2 separate regions of the Homo sapiens genome follow, and region 1 is linked to region 2. Evidence: chromatin contacts called from ENCODE Hi-C or POLR2A ChIA-PET data. All regions are on one chromosome and are shown on one strand. Each heading gives the region's core, a stretch centred on a gene start or an enhancer-like site at or near the end of the contact. The rest is flanking DNA. Distances are from core to core; before and after follow the strand shown.

Region 1 (3,446 bases), core at 612-3,111, 920 kb before region 2:
AGAAAGGATAGACACGAGTTGAAAAATATTCTTCACAATATTGTATGTCTGGTGAAACTTAACATTTTTAAGAAAAATGGCATGAATAAAACAATGGTATTAGTCTTCTTTTTTTTTTTGAAAAACATATACACATTTGTGATTTGGAGAGAACCAGTTTTTGGTAGACCAGTGGGCATGGGTACTTAGCAAATGCCTGTGCTATTGCTCCAACTATTCTGATTCATTCTAAGTGAGAGCCAAGCATATGGTCTGGTTTATGTGTCATGGTTCCTTCTTTTTAGCATTCACTCTCATCTATACCCTTTCCTAAGGGAGAGAAATATGCTAATGTTAAGGGAACTCACATAACTCCTTAATGTTGGTTGGCATAGGCATGATTCTACTAGAAATCATTCTGCCATGAAGGCTGAGATGAGTAGTATCAGTGCACCCAATGAAGGGCTCTGACACATTTGACAAAAGCAAATGTTCTCTCCAAATCATACATGTGAATATGTTTTTCCAAAAAAGGAGTACTAATACCATTGTTTTATTCATGCCATTTTTTCTTAAAAGTGCTAAGTTTTTCCAGACATACGATACTATGGAGAAGATTTTTCAACTCTTGTCTATTCTTTCTTCTTTAAAAAGTTGAGATTCCTGGTGTGAAATTCTCTTGAGCTTCATTTTTGAGGTAATTTCTGTAAATCAACTAAAATGTATTATGTTTTGCAGATAATTTCGTTTTCTAAGGAAACCAACAATGCATTTAATCAAAAGCAAATATTTCTTCTGCTGCTTTTTGTTGGACCCATGCAGCATAATTTGAAAAGAATGACTAGCTGTGTTAAAGAAAAAGAAAAATTATATTAATAAAATGCTCTTTTTCTACATTGGCCCCACAATGATTACGTTGTCTGGGTCAATCTGTCGGGTAATTATTACTTTATATCCTTCTCAGGATAGTTTCCATATGTTCCCTTTTGCCTCAGAGCAATATCCTAATCTGCTGGCATGCTGTTTCATCAGGAAAGCATGCTTGGCTTCTCATAGGATCAAATGCAATGATTCCTTTTCTGGGACTAATGACCGCCAAGTGTCCTGGGAACAGGCTAACTGTGGCCTGATCTGTTCAGGCCAGGCCCGTCTTAGAACCAAGCAATTATTCATTGTCCTTATGTAGTGTTCAGGCACTTACAGTTTCTCTGTTTATTCTTCTCAATATCTCTTCCCTGATTGATGCATAGGACCTCTAGCTCGGGCTTTCCTCTTAGTTTAGAAGTTGAATACCATGGAGTAAGAGGGGTGGGTGGGTGAGTTGCAGGAGACCTTAGAGGCAGTGCTAACTTTTGACAAAACAGTGAAGTAGTTGAACAGAAGAAGAGGCAATTTCTTTCTAGAATTTCCACTCTTTCTCCCTCTCTCACTCTCTCTCTCCCTCCCTCCCCCACCCTCTCTCTCTCACATGCACTCATACACACACACACTCACACACACTCATGCACACTCTCCACTCCTTTCTCTTCCTTTGCCTCCCCATGGCCTCTCCTGAATCTTCTTTTTATTCTCTACTATCTATCAGTCTATCTTATGGTTTTATTTTTTTCTTAAATATCCACTGATAATATTAAAAGTTATGATCCCTTCAGAATTATTTGCATCTTATCTAGGACTCAAGACCAAAAGCCTTAAGAACTTAATAAAAGCAAAGCAAAAAGGTTACAGAAAAAGAATTGATTTCACCCTTTTCTAGCTCCTTTGCTTTCTGCTGCTCTGCAATAGGCAGGTGGAGGAGGAAAGGAAGAAACGAAGGAGGAAGAAGAGGAGAAGGAGGAGGAGGAGGACCTGGCTCCAGCTGCCCACACTCTCCTTGGATGCTGGAGACCATGAGGTGGCAACAGTGCTAGGCGACTCTGGTGTGACCTCATAATGGCCTTGTCTTCCACTGCGTCTCCTCCCAGAGCCCAAGAGGCCCTGAGCCTGTGGCACCTAGCATTGAAATGGGGAGCAGACAGCCCAGCCCAGGTGAGCTTGGAAGAAGACCTTCGTACCTCAGATGTTGATTACAGCCTTTGGGACATTGATCAGAAGATCTGGTTAAGCTTCTGACCATGGAAATGTGAGGGAGGCAAGATGGCTGACTAGACACAGTGGGAAAGAACATCTGCCACCAAGGGACCAGGAAATCCAGAGGACTGGTGCATTCCAAACAGATCTTCAGAGAAGGCATTGAAAATAAATGGAGGGAGAACACAGATGCTGGGCTGAAGGGCAAGGAGGCTGGGAACACTAGACTGGGCTCCCACACATGGGGACTCATTCCTGGCCCCCAATAACTCCTGGGGAAAGGGTGAGTTGAGCAGGCAAGGAGCAACCTGCTCTCACCATGGACCTCTGGAAATCTGGCAGCAGGAGACCCCACATCCCTCATGGACACTTGAGTTGGCAGGGAGAGCTGCTTAGAGAGGTAGTAGGAGCAGAATTCCAGCCGGTATGGAGCTCAGAGGGTTTTGTGAAGCAATGTCTACAGCAGATCATGGCCAGAAGCACCTATCCCTCAAGGGTTGCCTTGCTTCCCTAGGATACTTTAGCCTTACATGAACTGTTGGATCAGAATATAGCAGGATGATCATGCCCATGGAATGGGGCCAATCTGACCTAAGTGCACCCCTGTCTGCTGGCCTCTTCCGGGGCCCCAGCCTGGGTGCACCTGCTTGTACTGCAGCCTTGGATGCCCAGCCAGGGTGCCTCTGAGGGAACTGCATCATAGCTCCTGCACTGGCAGACCATGCCTGACCATTGGAGATCTCCAGCAGAACAGGCCCTGCTGACCTGTGCTAGCCCACCCATCTCCCCCATACCACAGCCTCCCCCATGCATTTTGCTGGCATGCACTCGCCCACAGCTAACCCCCACATTACTTGATTGGGGGGAATGCATACTTTGCCTCCTCTTCCCCGCTGGCGCATGTGTGCATGTGCACTCCAGCATGCCACTGCTGCTGCCATGAATGGACCCTACCCTCCTACCGTGACACCATTGTCAATGGGGAATGCACAAAAGGAGACCAGCAGCCCTATTTCCTGTCCTGAGCTGCCATTGCTGCTGGTGCAATTGCATGCACAGAGAACATCAGCCCTGTGCCTGCCAAAGCCCCACCTCCACACTGACACTGCTGCTGGCCACATAGATGCTGGTAGCTCCTGTACCCCTTGCCATGCCACCACCACTACCACCACTGTGAATGCCCACACAGAGGCCAGCACCTCTGTGGCAATCAGTGCCCTGCCTCAGTCTATGAGCATGTACACCAGTGTGCTGTCACTGCTGATGGCACATTAGAATGAGGATGGATCTTGCTGCCAGTGCCCAAAAAAGTGCTTTGGATGGCACCACCTATTGGAGTGTTGTGACCAGCAGTCTGGGAACACCTTGGCCTCTCCAGGGCAGCAGGATCCTAACCT
Region 2 (3,349 bases), core at 435-2,934:
AATGCCCTGTCATCCCATTTTGCCTCCCCTACATCACATTAACTAGTTTCCCTGTATCCACTCTTGTCTCCGCTATTTATTTCCAATTGAAGCAGTCAAAATAACCACTGCTCTGCATAAACATATCACTGTTCTTTAAGTGGCACATAAGTTTTCCATAATCAGACCCCTATCTACCTCTTTGGCCTTCCCCATCAGGCTTTAAGATTCAGGGTAGTTGTTTTAAGTTCTCCGATGTCTCACATCATTATCTGTCTTTACACATTGTTCCTTTCACCTGCCATACTTTTCTTCTGCCCATTAGTCTGGCAAAAGTCTACTTATCTCAAAAGTTGTTGCATAACTCACCTAACTCCAAAATTAAATTCTTTTGCTGTAGTATCTCTTGGCTCTTAGGGAGGAAATACTTTTTGTCTACTTTCTTAGATTCAGTGTTTGCAGGCCCCAGACTTAAAGTGACAAAACAGATTAGCAAAAGAAAAGACAGACTTAACCACATACATAATAGAGTTCACAGAAAAAGGTGATTCAGGGAGGTAGAGTTCTGACTTATCTACCATCTTATAAAGGGAAGGAAAGGGGAAAACAGCACGTATGGAAAAAACAAATGACTTTTAGTAAAAATAAATGACACCTTAAAACAGATGCCAGATATGATAGCTTTGTGACAATGTCTATTCAAGTGTGTTGCCAGCTTCTAACCTCCAGTGATAAGAGTCAGTCTTCCTGGGTTTCCCTCCCAGGGAGGAGCTTGATTTGAATTCCTCCGTGTGGTTCTGCATTTAGACAGGTAGATTTCAGAAACTCAAATGTCTTTGCTCAAAATAATTTTTAGGCCACAATGGTGTATTGTAGACCCCTTCCTGGCATACAGCATTTCCCTTTCTTAATTCACTGCACAAAGATAGCCTTTGTCTTTCCCTTAAGACTGTAGGCAAATAAAAGCTCATGCCATACTTGCTTTGTTCAGTGAGTATTCCCAGCACCTTTACATCAGTTAACTGTAACATGAGCTGGATATCTCCTGGTGTACATCCAAGCCTGTGTGGCCCAATTACTTGATTATTCAAGAACAGCTTGTACAAAACACTCAGTGTGCTGGTTAATAAACAGTATGTGGCTTCATATGAACACATGAATCTTCAAAGTAGTTTATTTACATTGCCTAAGAGCTCTGCACCGAATTTGGGTAGACACGCTCATCTTAACACTATTGGATAAACGTACTAAATAGTGACAACACTTTCAAGGAGGTAAGGGGATTTTAAATTACATATTTGAATAGTTGTCAGGCTGTTTTCAAGACTAGAAGAACTCATTTTTTAGAGACTTTTCTTTAGAAGACGGCGAATTGATCCAAGGGTTCTTTTGTTTCAATCAACGTTTACTACCCTAGGACCTAAGTGCAAAAAAACTGCGGATTTACCAGGAATAAGAAAGTAAAAACCAAAAGCTATTGGCTCACTTGCTGGGCCTAGGGAAAGAAAATCTACGAGCCTTTGGCTGGCTGTTGCTCCAGAGGTACAAAGATAAACAACTCGGGGGCTCAGACAGAACCTGATCCCTGCCACCCTCCAGACCACCGGGGTCGTCCTCCCGTGACGTCACCAGAAACCACTGCTTGTGACGCTAAATGGCCCGCCCTCTTGTGCGGTGCTACGGAAGCAAAACGGAAGTGGGCGCACAGTGGCTTCCGGGCCCGGACGCCATTTCCAGCGGTTGCTGGTTCTGACGGGTTGTAGTCTGCCAGGACAATGAGTTATGACTACCATCAGAACTGGGGCCGTGATGGGGGTCCCCGCAGCTCCGGTGGGGGCTATGGAGGGGGGCCAGCAGGGGGTCATGGAGGTAACCGAGGCTCCGGAGGAGGCGGCGGCGGCGGAGGGGGTGGTCGAGGCGGCAGGGGCCGGCATCCCGGGCACCTGAAAGGCCGCGAAATCGGCATGTGGTACGCGAAAAAACAGGGGCAGAAGAACAAGGAAGCGGAGAGGCAAGAGGTAATCTCGGATTCAGTAGTGGAGAGGATGAGGCAGCACAGGTTTTCTTCTCTCTCCCGCTGCCCCCTTTTTCTTGGTTTTGTTTCTTAAGTGATGCACGTGTTTTGTGAAATGTAAATGAGGCGCAAATATATTATGCTGGCGCTCCCCGTAGCGGGTGTACTGCGTAACATTAGCCATGCTCATCTGACCAAAAACAGGCAGGATTTATGCAGGCTGAATATATACTTTGCTTAAAGGACTTGAGAACTGTGACAAAGCAAATGTTAAGTTCACGTTCCAACCGAAATTAACTTTATTAGGAGTGTCGTTGTCGTATCTCTGGCCGTCCTTTCCCTTAGAATAATAATTGTCACTTTAAGGTCTTTGCCTGGTGAAGAAGCACATAGCGACCTTTCTACATTTGAGATAGGTTTGCGCGGAACAAAAGCAGGCAGACACTGTTTTGGATGTGGATCATTCAGAAAAATAGTCCAGCTTTTATTATTAGTGTTAAAATTATCTGCAAACCTAGGTTTTTGTTTTTTATGTTGGGGTGGAGAAATTTCTATTGATGAGCAGATTCTCTTTGAAAAGGAAAATGAAAGGAATCTCCAGAGATGATTTGGCTTACTCTCCTCTCTTCAGGTGATTGTCAGGTTGATTTGTGTCTTAAAGATCTGTAGTAAGGGAAACAAAGTTCTCCGAGTGACTAGTAAATAAAATTCTAATAAAAAATAATTTTTATCATTAAGCAGGAACTTTCTTAGTATAGGCCTTTGGTGACTTTTTAAAAGCACCTTATAAAATGTATTATAGAGTGTAATTAGATCATCATTTAGGCAACTTTTTTTTTTTTTAAGACAGGGTCTCACTCTGTCGCCCAGGCTGGAGTGCAGTGGCACGATCTTAGCTCACTGCAACCTCCGCCTCCCAAGTTCAAGCGATTCTCCTGCTTCAGCCTCCCGAGTAGCTGGGATTACAGGCGTCCGCCACCACCTCCGGCTAATTTTTGTATTTTTAGTAGAGACGGGGTTTCACCATGTTGGCCAGGTTGGTCTCGAACTCCTGACCTCAGGTGATCCACCCAACTCGGCCTCCCAAAGTGCTGGGATTACAGGCGTGAGCCACCACGCCAGGCCTAGACTACTATTTTTAAACCGTTCCATTTCTTTTTATTTCTTTTAACCATGTCATGTTCATTCAGGTGTTTTGGGGGCCTTATCCATTTATCTTCATAATTTAAACTTTTCTTTAAAAAACAAATCCATTTCTTTTACAGCCCCAAATTAACTTTTTCGTTGGGCATACTGGCTTGAAAATCAGGATACGGACGTCTAAGTAACTTTACAACTTTTATTTATTAAGGCTCT

What was found. A loop is a pair of places that touch in the nucleus more often than their neighbours do. ChIA-PET counts read pairs that join two places held with the same protein, here RNA polymerase II (POLR2A). Pooled maps may share reads with other maps.
Region 1: a map of gastrocnemius medialis shows a loop between it and region 2 (4-fold over the local background). The contact joins the promoter of LINC01487 here to the promoter of DHX36 in region 2. A Hi-C loop is called at or near these places in 1 of 168 maps with a recorded cell type or tissue (gastrocnemius medialis) and 1 of 50 pooled maps. POLR2A ChIA-PET finds 5 or more read pairs at or near these places in 1 of 52 experiments (WTC11).

Annotation. Positions count from the first base shown.
Region 1 is chr3:155,239,360-155,242,805 of GRCh38, reverse strand. LINC01487 (long intergenic non-protein coding RNA 1487) reads right to left here and starts at 1,861. Exons shown (of 3, transcript NR_125399.1): 1 at 1,828-1,861; 2 at 1,181-1,328.
Region 2 is chr3:154,322,822-154,326,170 of GRCh38, reverse strand. DHX36 (DEAH-box helicase 36) reads left to right here and starts at 1,684. Exons shown (of 25, transcript NM_020865.3): 1 at 1,684-1,997. The coding sequence starts at 1,755. RefSeq lists an enhancer at 1,497-1,791.